Regions from separate parts of the Mus musculus genome. Here region 1 is linked to region 2. The links are chromatin loops, found by intact Hi-C in ENCODE. Cell type or tissue: heart. All regions are shown on one strand.

What was found. Hi-C counts contacts between places; a loop is a spot of excess contacts. Peaks named below come from ENCODE experiments on the same cell type or tissue, not always from the same donor. Only the 100,000 strongest peaks of a DNase experiment are listed, where the experiment ranks them.
Region 1: it touches region 2 in a loop (2.9-fold over the local background); 9 of 42 quality-filtered maps call a loop at or near these places.

Annotation. Positions count from the first base shown.
Region 1 is chr1:53,293,827-53,301,826 of GRCm38, forward strand. Pms1 (PMS1 homolog 1, mismatch repair system component) reads right to left here and starts at 3,202. Exons shown (of 13, transcript NM_153556.2): 1 at 3,060-3,202. It overlaps Ormdl1 (ORM1-like 1 (S. cerevisiae)), which reads left to right and starts at 3,269. Exons shown (of 4, transcript NM_145517.4): 1 at 3,269-3,362; 2 at 5,146-5,326. The coding sequence starts at 5,153. In heart, a CTCF peak has its summit at 3,315; a DNase peak (open chromatin) is centred at 3,225; H3K4me3 peaks cover 2,136 bases; H3K27ac peaks cover 1,367 bases.
Region 2 is chr1:53,349,245-53,357,244 of GRCm38, forward strand. Asnsd1 (asparagine synthetase domain containing 1) reads right to left here and starts at 3,508. Exons shown (of 6, transcript NM_133728.3): 1 at 3,286-3,508; 2 at 1,636-1,689; 3 at 743-818. It overlaps Asdurf (ASNSD1 upstream reading frame), which reads right to left and starts at 3,508. Exons shown (of 4, transcript NM_001353501.1): 1 at 3,286-3,508; 2 at 1,636-1,689; 3 at 743-818. The coding sequence starts at 3,375. In heart, a CTCF peak has its summit at 3,626 (motif pointing left); a DNase peak (open chromatin) is centred at 3,497; H3K4me3 peaks cover 1,720 bases; H3K27ac peaks cover 1,438 bases.

The DNA of each region.
Region 1 (8,000 bases), 55 kb before region 2:
ACAGAACACACTGTACATACCTTTCCACAAGCCTGAGTTCAACAATCACCTCTGCAGAGGCTAATCCCTTTCCTTGGGACCTATGTTGATTTTTTTCTTTGTTTTGGTATTTAGAATCAAACCAAGGGTCACACAGGGCAAGCACTTTACTGTTGCTATGTCCCTAGTGAGGGACCATATCTATGTCCCTAGTGAGGGACCATTCTGTTCACTTCCCAGACAGTTGTATCCATCTGTCTCTGATGTCTTTGTGTTTTCTTGGTTTTCTTCCAAGGAATATGACCATCTCCCAACATAAATCTGTATGGCCACATGACAGGCATTTCTAACAATACTTGCCACTGCTCCCTCAGGTGAGTAGTTGTAAAATAGACCTTACCATCTTGCCTCCCTCATCCTTTCCACTTAGCCTTGCTGTCTCTAAATAATACATTAGTATTGGTGGTCACCACAGTCAGTCAAGAACTCCATTTTCCTTTGTTATTAACTCTTTTGGTAACCCCAGCACCCAGCTTCCTCTTAATCAATCAGTTACAATATCCGTCACAAGAATCCTTTCTGATTACCCACCAGAATAACCCTTCTCTCTCCCATACTCTTTAAGTACTTGTCTTGCATCATGCAGAGGATGTTTGTCAAAACCTTATCCTCAACTACATAGCTTTTTGAGTACAAGGAATCATACAGTATATCTCTGAATGAAAAAAAAAAAAAAGAAGCAAGTTCAGTATTTTATTCCTGGTAACCAGTCCATGATTAATGCAGGAACACTAAGAATAATTTTAAACTAAGTGCCTGCCCTCTCAGCAAATTGCCAGGGTCTCAAGTTCCACTATAGGTTTACTTTTAAACTGGCCTGTATATCATATCATCCCCCAGCCCAGTGGACCTCCTAACCTCCAATTCATCCCCTGTCTTAGTTAAAGTTTCTATTGCTTCCATGAAACACCATGACCAAAAAGAAAGTTGGGAGGAAAGGGTTTATTTGGCTCATACTTCTAGATCACAGTCCAACAGTCCATCACTGGACGTCAGCACAGGAACTTAAGGCGGGCAGGAACCTAGAGGTAGGAGCTGATGCAGAAGCCATGGAGGAGTGCTGCTTCCTGGCTTGCTTCCCCTAGCTTGCTCATCCTGTTTTCTTATAGAACTCAGGATCATCAGTCTAGGGATGATGATATTGGACAGCACCCACAGTGTGCTGGGCCCTCCCTCACTGATCACTAATTGAGAAAATGACTTACAACTGCATCCTATGGAGCCATTTTCTCAATTGAGGCTCTTTCCTCTGATGACTCTAGCTTGTGTCAAGTTGACACATGAAAACAGCCAGTACATCCTCTGATCTAGTGTACCTCCTATCAATTTCTGGATTCCAGGGTCTTATTTATCTTCCTTCTAAATATCATACTTAGATGACCTAAAAGACAAGATAAATATTATTCTATCTCAGAATCGCTTTTTCTCTATGATTTGCTTGGTAATAAAATTAATAGCCAACATAGGAACTTCATGTACTATCTTTTATATTCCTCTACACACATTACACATCTATTACAATGGAATGGAAAATCTTGTTAACTTGCAGAAGATTACCATATTTCTAAGACATATGCATATTTTGGCTCAGAAGGCCACACCTCAATACTTTCCAAGCAAGCAAGTTAGAAATCTCAACAATACTGTAAGAATTCCCACCATATACATGGCACCTGCTCCTTCCTGAGTTTCTTAGAGCATTCTTCCTAATACCACTTCTGGTCAGCCCCTTAGTATTTCTCCTCTGAACGACTCCAATAACTACCAAATTGATATATGGATTTAAATATTTGTAAGTTGTTTCTATAATTAAAGTATCTTTGCTATCCTACTTTAAATTTTTAAGATTTTTCAACTGCTAAGTATGTTAAGTCCAAATTCCCTACTACCCTATCTCTCTAATTTCATCCCATTTTCCAAATGTACACACAGTACTAATCTGGTCACACTACAATGTGGCTCTCTTTACCTAGATGTGGTAGGATTTCCTGGGCCACATGACATTTTTCTGGGATGTCTTGTGTCAGTTCCCAAAACTCTTTTTCCATATTCCAATCTCCCAAGAGATTAGGCATCCCTTCGTTTTTTTAATTCAAACTCATAAATGGCTATTTTATTTATCTGTCCCTTCCTCTCTGGCTCATATTGCTTTGAGGGCAGTGAATGTATATTGAAAACATATTCAGGAATGTGGCATATTATTAAGGGGTGTGCACTTAAAGACCTCCTCTGAAAAGCCAGAGGGTTGATGTTCCAGCACACAACACATGGAGTGTGGGAAAAGAATTCATACCTAGTGAGGACAATCCTACTGTTGGAACAGTCCTAGTGTTAGAAAAGAAGTCATGTTTACTGAAGCCAATCAACAGTCCTGGAAGTATGCTGTGATCAGAAAGAGAAACTGATCTACAAAAGCAAAAAGATTAGAGAGCTTGGATTTTAGGGAGAAAACAGCAAATTTTACAACAGAATAAATCCAACCCAACCATCACACAGAACCAACACAAATAAAAGATACCTACACACACACACACACACACACACACACACACACGCACGCAAGCATTCTGTCAACTTTAAAATGTTTTTCAGAGTTATTTCTGAAATAAAACTCACAAAGTTTTATAAATACAAATCACCAAGGTTAAAAAAAAAAAAGTACTTTCAAAGATGATTTAGAAAGAGAATGGATTAATCAAATCTTTTTTTCCTCCCCTTCCTCATAGAGATGAACTTCTGGTATTCACATCTCTTCAGGATGTACACTGTCTTCATTGGGAATAACCACAAATTAATACCTTTTTGTGTGAGACAACGCACAGTGCTACAAGCCGCTACACTCTCTAGCAAGACAAAACTTTCCCACCTTGAACCCCAAGGGTCTGAGCTCCAACTACTGCCGAGCCAGCCCAGAGGCTTGAAACGCGTGCGCGCGAGCCCCGCAAATCCGCACCTAGCCCCGGGAGGCGCCTTCAGCCTCCCCGAGCATCACCGGGCACGCTCGTTCGCGGTGACACTACCTTCTAGCGCGCATTCACCACCCACAGCGGCAAGCACTCAGCAAACCCTGAGTTGCACGGCCTACTTCGCTGGACGTCCTTCGGACCGAAGCACGGCTGCGCTCAGCAGGACCCGCGCTCGCGCTCCTCTAAGGCCCGCCCACAGCAGGAAGTGGGATTGGCGCGGCTGGCAGCCAATCGGCTGCTCGCTAGAGCAGCTTGGCAGCCTTCCGGAAGCGGTGGGGCGCACCAGTAGCTCTAGCCAGAGGACCTACTGTGGCTGCCGCGGGAATTGTCCTGTGACCAGCCAGGAGCTGGCGGCCGGTAAGCTCGAAGGCTTCCTAGAGCTGCGGCACGGCCCAGAAGGCCTGCGGCAGAGCAGGTTCCTGCTGCCTCCGGGGCTCGCGCTGTGCACCCTAGGTGTCCGCAGGTGGTCGGCGCGCCGCGGAAGTGCAGCCGCGACTGGGGCGGTGGGTGTGCGCGGGCGGGGAGGGCCGGGTAGCGAAGCCTTTGCGGCACAACCTGCTGAGAAAGGGTTTCTAATCTAGCATAGGTGGCAATGTGAGGCTCTTTCCAGCGGGTTTGGGTTTTTAATTTTTTACGTTGTGTGGGATGTTCGAACTATTAAGCTTTAAAAGTGCATTATAGGTACTTGGTTATTATAGAAGCAAAATTTACGCGAGACTCTCCCTTAGTGTAACTTTCATCACTGCCTGTTCCATACATCTTGAGAAGCCGAAAGAACATTACACTCCAGAAACACTTGCGTAGCCGGGTGAAATTCCTTTCTTCAAACACTGCAATAGAAAGGATTTTAGGTATCTTTGAATAGAAGCTGAAATGTATTCTAGCGCATTTCCTTCTCTCAGACAACACCCATTTCAGTTTGATTGTAACAAAGTAAACTCTTAGGCCCCCCCAAAACTGTATGCTCACGACAATTGAGTACTAATACTAGAAATACTAATACTTAGTGTTTCTTCCTGAACATAAAAGGAGTAAGCGGGTGGGTGGGGGCGCGCGGAGGTAAATAAATAAATAAGTAGAGAGTTTGGCTAAAGAAATATTGAGAAAGATTCATGACTTTAACCTAGTTGTGGTACAAATTTGAACCCCTAACCCTATAAATTTTTCATTTTACATCAACAGCTTGTTATTTCTAGGTTCACTATTCAAATGGGGGCACACAGCCAGGCATTAGTGGCTTATACACTTGTAATCCCTCTACTCTACAGGAGGATACCTGTGAAAATGAGGACAGCCTGACCAACCTATACAGTGAAACCTTGTTTCAAGAGAGAGGGAGATCAAAGCAAAATGCTTTTGACCTCTGACTATGGCTAAAATGTTCCATTACATGTTAGCATCTTGCCACTCAGACTGGTTGAGCCAGTTCTGTCCCCCCACCCCCACACACACACATCTTTTTAAAATACTATTTTATTGGTGATTATTATATTTGACAAAACTAGCTCCACAGAGAAATAAAAGTAGTATGCGGAAAGCTCATAAAAGAAAACAAAAAGATGACCTGAAAATACAAAATGGGCTAGACTGCCACGGGAAGGGGAGTGGAGAGAGCAGGAGAGGGGATACACTAGAAACATGGTATAGGCATATATTGAAACATCGCAGTGAAACTGCTAACTTGAACAATTATATATTTAGCTCCTGGCTCTCACTCTGCTTACATTTTACATATATGTAATTTTTTCTTTTTTTAAAGAATTTTGAAATAGGGTATTGCTATTCGGCTAGGCTGACCTCAGATTTTGGCAATCCTCTTGAATGCTGGGATTACAGAACTGAACCAACACACCTGGATCCAGTTTGAGCTTTCTTTCCTATTATTCCATCTAGTTAAATTGACAGGCTAGAAAACAAGCTTTGGAAAAAGAAGCCATACAAATAAGCTTTGTCTACCTAACAGTAGTGACAGCCGGCACTGATAGTTTATTGCTTGCGCTGACCTCTGTAGAAGGCAGATTTTGGGGGTCTGTGTGTTCAGAGTGAGAAGGGGAGAAAATTGAAGTAACATTTTGTCATGTCAGAATGTGGGTGTTTAGGTTTCCAGCTATGGCACTGTTGATTTCTTTCTTTCCTGCAGAGCAAACATGAATGTTGGAGTTGCCCACAGTGAGGTAAACCCCAATACTCGTGTAATGAACAGCCGTGGTATGTGGCTGACATATGCGTTGGGAGTTGGCCTGCTTCATATTGTATTACTCAGCATCCCCTTCTGCAGTGTTCCTGTTGCCTGGACCTTAACCAACATAATACATAATCTGGTAAGAACTCCATCTTCTTTTCAGTATGGAGAGCTCTAAGATTGTCTGTCAGGGAGTTAAGGAGAAGGAAGCAGTGAGACACCATTGACTGAGTACAGAGCTTCAGTTTGGAAAGATGAGAAAAGTGGAGATAAGTTACTGGTGGTTCCTAACAGCACAAAGGTATTTAACACATTGTCAATCAAACCTATAACGTTAGTGGTGTTTGGACAGCACGCTGCTCTTCAGTTCTGAGGAAGGTGGATCTCTGTAAGTTCAAGGACAGCTCGGTCTACATAACAAGGTCTACGTGGTCAGGAAAAGGAAGACTGCACAGAGAGGCCCTGCCTTAGAGACAAAGAGGAGGTGAATATCTCACCATGATGCCCAGGATGGCTTTGAAATCCTTGGCTCAAGTAACCATCCCCTCTCATCTTCCCAAGTAAGTGGGACTAAAGGTGCACACCCACAGTACTTGGTGCATAGTTTGAATAGTGGTTTCTAGAAATGCTTGACTAGAAACCTAGTCACCTCCTTTTGACCAGAACTCTTATTTTGGCTTCTGTGGGATCACTTTGTCCTAGGTATACCTCTGGTTGTCTTCTCTTTTTCCTCCTGTCCAGTCTTCCTTTTATCTGCCCTTTAATATTAGTAATCTCTTCTGGTCCTTTTCTCTGATTCTCTTTATGCTGTATATTCTATCCAGATCATTCCACCTACCTGTATTTTCAGTTTCTATCTGTAGACTAATGCTTGTATTTAGATCCCCTTACAATTGAAAGCAAGCATATAAATGGAGTTTGTTTTAGTCCTGATTTAACCCTCACCACACCAGTCTGTTCCTAACTTCCCTCTAGATCTTAAGGCTTTTACTGCCTGCTAGACCACTGAATTTCAAAAGTAAAACAATGTAATGTCACCCTGACCTTTTCATGAGCAAAGGAGGCTCCAGTAATAGCCACTCCAAGAGAATTAGGTAGAAGCCTGTAATGTCTTGTGCAAAAAGGACGTGGCCACTTCTACATTGTGTTAATGCCTTTTCCTATGTATGCCCTATTTACCATTTCACTATTAACTTGACTATAGCATCACTTATCAGATAATTATCACAGTGGTTTTCCTCTTCATGTCTCATTTCTACCCTCCTCTATTCAGACTTGACTTAGAAATGTTTTTTAAATGTGTATCTACACAAGGCCTATTATAAGTCCTTTGAGGAGTCTCCTTTGTGTTTATAGTAAAATCCCAAGCTCTTTGTGTGGCATAATTATTTTGTTCACCTAGTCTCTAAACCAAATATAGGCTGTAGGCTTTGTCCTAGCAGTTTGGAAAAAACAATATTGCTGTTACCTTTTGCCTTGGCTTCAGCCTATCTGTTTCCTCATTCTGCCAGACTGATTCCTGTCCAACAAAACTGCTCAGATTTTTCCTCCTATACAAATCTATAGAACCCTCTCCATTCGTTATATATTCATAATCATCGTTTTGTAGTTAGGAGGTAAATCATAGCTGTTCATTTACTTTGGTGTTTGAAACAGGCTCTTGCTCTGGCCCCAGGCTGCCCTTGAACTCTTGGCATTCATCCGGTTTCACTTTTCCAAGAGCTGGGATTTCACGAGTGAGCTGACAAATCTGGCTTCTTTATATTTTAATCTCTCTGTTCTCTGATGGCATATGATATATGATATTTGTGTGTGTTTACTGAATACAGAAATTTAAGTGTATTATAAATGCCATTTCCATTCCTGCCTTCCTTGTTTAGAAGTTGATTGACTTGAGATTGTGTCATAGCACACAACTATGAGCAAACAATGGGTAGTGGGCACAGTATAGGGAAGCATGTTTTTCATTCATTATTAGTTCAGCAAACTAAAAAACAAAATAAAACAAAACTAAACTAAATTCAACCAACCATAGATAGAGCAACTACGAGACTGCAATTGAAGGTTTCCATTGAAAATAGCTCCCATTTTCGCCAACTAGAATGCGATATGTGAAGCTTTAAGCGTGTGGAAATGGAGCTAATCACTGTAGTGAGAAACTATACTGCTCTTAAGAACCTACAGTGATTACCTTTATTTGATGCTACAGTTCATGCTTTTATTTTTTTAATATATATTTTATTATTGTGTATGTGTCTGTGTGTTCACACATACATTCAGATATCTGTGAACTTGAGAAGAGGGTGTCAGATCCCCTGGGAGTTACAGGCAGTTGTGAGCTGCCTAACATGGCTTCTGAGAACCCAACCTTGGTCCTCAGCAAGAGTAACAAGTATTACTAACTGCTGGGGGGTTTTCATACACATACACACACACACACACACACACACACACACACACACACACACACACATAAAAGTAATTCCTCTTGCCCCACTACAGTTAATTCTTGAAGATTATGTTAATAACTTCACAGGATTATCATTGCAGCTATAAAATGAATGATACTCTCTTTGAGTCAATAACTATTAAGTGCTAGTATACCAAGCATGTATTTTCTTTTCCTAATTATTTTGGTTTGTGAATAATAATCATTAATGCTGTTGTATAAAAGCTACTAAAAGTGAGCATATTAAAAGAAAAGATACAGTCAGTAAAAATGTCATTTTATGTGATTATGTGCATGTTGCGTACACATTGCTGGGAATAGGTTGGAGCATCATAGATACTAGTCATACACTGCTAGAGAGTTA
Region 2 (8,000 bases):
TGCCACTAGCAACAATGGCATTGAATGGCAGTTAGTACAGAGAACCACAACTGGTGCAGCTCGAACCATCAGTGACTGTGGAGTGCTCAACTCTAAACTGGACATCTGTATCACACCCAAAGCTCATGGATAAAAGACGAGACAGGAAGACCATCATGACAACAAGAGACTGGGAGGACGACTATAAGACAGTGTCTTCCAGACATGATGGGGTTGTTATGAACATGAACTCTCTGCAGCTATGGCTGCCTGCCCAAGATCAAGCCAATCCAAATCCCAGCCCGAGCCCTACCGGAAGAGTCTTTTTAAAACTGTAGAACATCTGCAAGGTGGTTGTGGTGCAGCGCATGCCTTTAATCTCAGCACTTGAGAGGCAGAGGCAGGCAGATCTCTGAGTTCAAGACCAACCTGATCCATACACTAAGTTTCAGGACAGCCAAGGCTACACAGAGAAACTCTGTCTTAAAGGACTCCCCCTGCCACCCCCTCTCCCCAAAAAACCAAAACCAAAACCAAAACCAAAAAACCCCCCCAAAAACCAAAAACCAATAAACAACCCACTGTACATATCTTTGGAAGTCTAACTGGAAAACAGACCACTGTACTAAATCAACACACACATTTATTCAGATAGGGCTTAACTGAGGCACCATTATGAATCCCCACAAAAAGCTTACAAAAGGTTTTCTGTAGCATTCCATATATAACTCTGAAAACAAAAACCAAGACGACCACCACTCACTTTTGCTTTCAGAAAAGATTTTTGTTCGATCTTCAAGAAAGAATATGTTGCTGTTCTGTTGCTGCTTGTATACTCTCTGCAAACGAAATTGACAAGATCAGGGTATGACATGCACACTGATGCTGAACAGGATCCTGTTATCATTTATTCTTGAACTTCAGGAATATTCAGAACAGTAATTACCACAGAGAAACAAAGCCACTGAATACTACGCCACCCAGAACTGGTTGTTTACTTAGCATGCATCATCATACCACACACTTTCAGTAACAAAAGCTATCATAGCCACAGATTTATAATTTACTTCATAAATGAATAATACATGGAGACCTTTTCTGACCATATGGGTACAACACTATAGTTCTTTGCTGGCCTCAAGCTTCAGACACTTACTGTATCGTCACTACAGGTGCTGATGAGCGCCTCTACGTGTAAACACACATGCACCCTCACAACTGCTTACACACCAGTTACTCAGAAGTGTCAAACAGCATTTACACATTTTGACAGTTTGATCTCCAAAAATTTGTATTAATTTGCCTTAGCATCTAATATATCCCAAATGACAATATCAGAAATGTCAAGAATGTCAGTCATTACATAATCGCAGCTGATTTCTGAACATATTCATAAAAAAGGCATTAAATGGGTTAAGTATTTAGAATAGTAAAGTTTTCTGTGAAAAACTTCATTCTTTTTTGTTAAAATATAATAAATATTTTTTTATCTTTGAGATCTATTGACATATACAGGAAAAACAAATTTAAAACATGCAAAAACAAACTAGGATACCACGTTAGCTTTTAAATTATGATCTTTGAATTTTGTAATGTTAGCATAAATAATCGAAATCATAATTTTAATATACTATTCAGATTTCCACAGCAACTCACCCGATTCTTCTTTAGATTAGAAAGTTCATCCACAATAATTTTCTGTTCTTTAATCTATTAAAGTAAAGAAAAAAATCTAAAGTGGAAGATTTCAAAGTATGTTTAGCGAGAACATTTTAAGTCACTGCTTTAAAACTAAAGATGGGGTTGGGGGCTATAATGGACTGCCTGTCTAAATGGACACTGAACAAATCAACAGCACTCAGTCTGGAATCAGTAGAAGACAGCTTGAGAAGGAGAAGCATAGGCTTGCCAGGGGTCAGTTACCACAGCTCACATCTTTAACCAGGGTGAGCCACTGCCTACCCAAATTAATACCAATCTTTTAAGCCAGGCAGTGGTGGCGCACGCCTTTAATCTCAGCACTTGAGAGGCAGAGGCAGGCAGATTTCTGAGTTCGAGGCCAGCCTGGTCTACAGACTGAGTTCTGTGACAGCCAGAGCTACACAGAGAAACCCTGTCTTGAAAAAAACAAAAAACAACCAAACAAAAGAACCAAAAACAAACAAAACCTCTCCCGAAAACAACAAAAACCCAATCTTTTAGTTTTATAAGGTCTTGCTGTAGACAAAAAGAGAGAAATAAAATGAATGTGGGTTCTCCTCTTTACCAACAACCAATGGTTTTATGATGTATGCACTAGATGACAGCCAGACATTCGGATAAAACAAATGAAATGGTACTATGGTACTGAATGCCCTACCTGCACTGATCCAACATGATTTTCCACCACTGTATCATTCTATTTCAAGTATTAAGGACTGCATATTGCTGGTATCGTTAAGCTAGGCAAATAGTCTATTAAGTCCTGAGAGCTGTACTAATAACCTACAAAGCCATATTGAGTACGCTTTCCTTGAGATTCAAGTCTGCTTGTACAGTGTTTTTATGCTCATTACAGGAATGACAGGTGTCACTTTAGGTGACACCACAGTACACTGTGGTACAGCGGGAATTAGGCAATGTACTGAAGATATCATATAGGACAGAAAAAATACAGAATTTAGGAATGTTTAATATCTGAAAAGACTATACCCACACCCTTCCACTCTACACGTTTAAAGATTTTCGTCTGTAACTGGAAGTTAGGACTAGTTCCGGTATGGGGTTGCCTCCCTGAAATCCTGGCTATTAGGCAAGAGAATTATTCAAGTAATGCCTAAGCAATAATATCTGAGGCTGGCCTGAGTTATTTATGAAATCCTATCCTAAAGGTATAGAAAAAAATTAATTTGATAGGGTGCTCCTTTCTCTTGTTGAATAATAAAGAGATGACCAAACAGATGTTTTTAGGATCACTTAAAGTTGAGAATATATTTTAAGGTAACAGGCAGCTGAGAAAATCGGCTAAGAAGCTTTTGCCTGAGTCTGGAAGAACAGGTACAGACTTCTAAACTTTTATGATGGACGTCATGGATGGCACCCAGGCGGGTGCGTGGCTAACTGGATGAAGCACAGCCACAGAGCAACAGATCTGTGTGTGACTGAGCAACACATCTGTGTGTCACTTTTTTTCAGGGGACACGCCTCCATCGTCGCAAACCTGCAGGATGGAGGGGAATCAGCTGCTGGTGCTGAGAATGCACGGCGGAGGCTACAGGGCACAGCGGGGCCCGCCGCCCACCACCCTTCCCCGGCGTCCCACGGCACCTTGCTGCTAAGGGACTCGGCGTGCGCAGTCGATGTGTGTGGGGGCCCCGGCGCGGCGCGGCCATCGGCGTGCACCCCACTGCTGGGCATCGCCTAGCCGCGCCGCACGCCAAGAACCGCGACTGAGGAAGGAACGGCAGCCAGCAGCCCCGGCAGGAAGCCTGGGTTCCACTCAGGAATCCGCCCCTTCCGGCACCCCGACCAATGGAGTGCGCACACTCACGCCTGCGCAGTGGCAAGCGCGCGCGGGGTGGGTTGTGAAAAGTCGAATTAAGAGTTGTGCTCCACTGCAAAATGGTTTTCTGCTAAATGTAGGTGTGGCTTGGCTGCAGAATCTATGAATGGTCTGTATCGCCCCCTAGTGGATCCTATGTAAAAATAAATCACTATAATTTAATACTCTTAAATTTGGTTTTCTTCTCCTCCTCCCCCTCCCCCTTCCTCCTCCTCCCCCTCCTTCTTCCTCTTCTTCTTTTTCTTCTCATCCCCTTCCCCCTCCTCTCCCCTCCCCTTCCTCTTCCTCCTCCTCCTTCTCTTCCTCTTCTTCTCGTCCCTTCCCTCCTCCCCCTCCTCCTCCTCCTTCTCCTCCTCCTCCTCCCCTCCCCTCCTCCTCTTCTTCTTCAGATTTACTTATTTTATGTATATGATGAGTTCACTGTCTCTGTCTTAAGACATACCAGATGCAGATCTCAGGTGCAGAGGATACCATAGAAAACATTGAAACAACAGTCAAGGAAAATGCAAATTGCAAAAAGCTCCTAACCCAAAATATCCAGGAAATCCAGGACACAATGACAAGACCAAATCTAAGGATAACAGGTATAGAAGAGAGTGAAGATTCCCAACTTAAATGGTCAGTAAATATCCTCAACAAAATTAAACAAGAAAACTTTCCTAACCTAAAGAATTTGATGCCCATGAACATACAAGAAGCCTACAGAACTCCAAATAAATTGGACCAGAAAAGAAATTCCTCCCATCACATAATAATCAAAATACCAAATGCACTAAACAAACAAACAAACAAAAGAATATTAAAAGCAGTAAGGAAAAAGGGTGAAGTAACATGCAAAGTCATACCTATCAGAATTACACCAGACTTCTCAGCAGAGACTATGAAAGCTGGAAGATCCTGGGCAGATGTCATACAGACCCTAAGAGACCACAAATAGCAGCCCTGACTACTATTACAGCAACACCCTCAATTACCATAGATGGAGAAACAAAGATATTCCATGGCAAAACAAAATGTACACAGTGTCTTTCCACAAATCTAGCTCTATAAAGGATAATAGATGGAAAACACCCACACAAGGAGGGAAACTGCACCCTAGAAAAAGCAAGAAAGTAATCTCCTTTCAACACACCCAAAAGAAGATAACCACACAAACATAAAAATAACATAAAAAATAATAGGAAGCAGCAATCACTATTCCTTAATTTCTCTTAACATCAATGGACTCAATCCCCCCAATAAAAAGACATAGACTAACAGACTGGATATGTAAACTGGGCCCAACATTTTGCTGCATATAGGAAACACACCTCAGTGTCAAAGACAAACACTATGTCAGAATAAAGGGCTGAGAATAATTTTCCAATCAAATGGTCCCAAGAAACAAATTGGAGTAGACATTCTAATATAGGATAAAATTGACTTTCAACCAAAAGTCATCAAAAAAGATAAGGAAGGACACTTCATACTCATCAAAGGAAATATCTACTAAGAAGAACCCTTAATTCTGAACATTTATGCTCCAAATGCAAGGGCACCCGCGTTCATAAAAGAAGCTTTACTAAGTTAAAAGCACACATTGCACCTCACACAATAATTGTGGGGGACTTTAACACACACTCTCATCAATGGACAGATCAGGTAAACACAAACTAAACAGAGACCCAGTGAAACAAACAGAAGTTATGGACCAAATGGATTTAACAGATATCAATAGAACATTTAATCCTAAATCAAAAGAATAAACCTTCTTCTCAGCACCTCATGGTACCTTCTCAAACTCAGGGCTGAAATCAACCAAGCAGAAACAAAAAGAACTATACAAAGTATCAACAAAACGAGGATCTGGTTCTTTGAGAGAATCAGCAAGATAGATAAACCCTTAGATAGACTAACCAGAGGACACAGAAACAATATCCAAATAAACAAAATCAGAAATGAAAAAGAAGATGTAACAACAGAAACTGTGCAAATTAAAAAAAATCATCAGATCCTACTACAAAAGCCTATACTCAACAAAACTGAAAAATCTGGATGAAATGGACAATTTTCTAGACAGATAGCAAACACCAAAGTTAAATCAGGATCAGATAAACCATCTAAACAGTCCCATAACTTCTAAAGCAATTGAAGCAGTTATTAAAAGTCTTCCAACCCCCCCCCCCAAAAAAAAGCCCAGGACCAGATGGATTTAGTGCAGAATTCTATCCAATCTTCAAAGAAGATCTAATACAAATACTCTTCAAACTATTCCACAAAATAGAAACAGAAGGAACAAGATCTAATTCATTCTTTATCAAGCCACAATAATGCTGATACTAAAACCACACAAAGACCCAACAAAGAAATTTTCCTTGATGAATATCGATGCAAAAATACTCAATAAAATTCTTGCCAACTGAATCCAAGAACACATCACAGCCTTCATTCACCATGGTCAAGGAGGCTTCATCCCAGGGATGCAGGGATGGTTCATTATACAGAAATCCATCAATTTTATCTATTACATAAACAAACTCAAAGAAAAAAGCACATGATCATTTTATTAGATGCTGCAAAAAGATTTGACAAAGTTCAACACTTTTTTGTGTTAAAAATCTTGGAAATATCAGGAATTCAAGGCCCATACCTAAACATAAAAGCAATATACTTCAAACCAGTAGCTAACATCTAAATGGAGAGAAACTTGAAGCAATCCCACTAAAATCAGGGACTAGAAAATGTTGCCCACTCTCTTTATATCCAATATAGTACTTGAAGTTATAGCTAGAGAAATTAGACAACAAAAGGAGGTCAAAGGGATACAAATTGGGAAGGAAGAGGTCAAATTATCACGATTTGCAGATGATATGATTGTATACTTAAGTGACCCCCAAAAATTCCACCAGGAAACTCCTGCAGCTCATAAATAACTTCAGCAAAGTGGCTGGATATAATGTTAACTAAAACAAATCAGTAGCCTTCCTATACTCAAAGGATAAACAGGCTGAGAAAGAAATTAGGGAAGTGACACACTTCACAATAGTCACAAATAGTATAAAATATCTTGGTGTGACTCTAACCAAACAAGTGATCTGTATGACAAAAAACTTCAAGTCTCTGAAGAAAGAAATAGAAGAAGACCTCAGAAGATGGAAAGATTTCCCATGCTCATGGATTGGCAGGATTAATATAGTAAAAATGGCCATCTGAAAGCAATCTACAGATTCAATGCAATCCCCATCAAAACTCCAACTCAATTCTTCATAGAGTTAGAAAGAGCAATTCTCAAATTCATCTGGAATAAGAAAAACCCCAGGATATCAAAGACTATTCTCAACAATAAAAGAACTTCTGAGGGAATAAGCATCCCTGACCTCAAACTATACTACAAAGCAATCGTGATTAAAAAACAAACAAACAAACAAACAAACAAACCAAAAAAAACACGAAACAAAAACAAACCTGCATGGTACTGGTACAGTGACAGGCAGGTAGATCAATGGAATAGAATTGGAGACCCAGAAATGAACCCATACACCTATGATCACTTGATCTTTGACAAAAGAACTAAAATCATATAGTGGAAAAAAGACAGCATTTTCAACAAATGGCGCTGGTTCAACTGGAGGATAGCATGCATAAGAATGCAAACTGAACCATTCTTATCTCTTTGTACAAAGCTCAAGTCCAAGTGAATCAAGGACCTCCATATAAAACCAGATACTCTGAAACTGATAGAAAAGAAAGTTGGGAAGAGCCTCCCGCACATGGGCACAAGGAAAATTTTCCTGAACAGAATACTGATAGTTTATGCACCAAGATCAAGAACTGACAAATGGGATGCCATACAATTACAAAGCTTCTGTAAGGCAAAGGACATCATCAATAGGACAACACAGCAACCAGCAAATTGGGAAAAGATCTTTACTAACCCTACATCTGATAGAGGGAAAATATTCAATATATACTAAGAATTCAAGAAATTAGACTCCAGAGAACCAATTAACCCTATTAAAAATGGGGTACAGAGCTAAACAAAGAATTCTCAACTGAGGAATACCACATGACTGAGAAGCACCTATAGAAATGTTCAACATCCTTATTCATCAGGAAAATTCAAATTAAAACAACCCTGAGATTCCACCTCACATCAGTCAGAATGGTTAAGATCAAAAGCTCAGGTGACAGCAGATGCTGGCAAGGATGTGGAGAAAGAGGAACACTCCTCCACTGCTGGTGGAATTGCAATCTGGTTCAACCACTCTGGAAATCAGTTTGGTGTTTCCTCAGAAAATGAGACATAGTACTACCGGAGAACCCAGCTATCTCACTGGGCATATACCCAAAAGATGCTCTAACATGTAATAAGGACACATACTCCACTATGTTCATAGCAGCCTATGTATAATAGCCAGAAGCTAGAAAGAACCCACATGCCCCTCAACAGAGGATGGATACAGAAAATGTGGTACACTTACACAATGGAATACTACTGAGC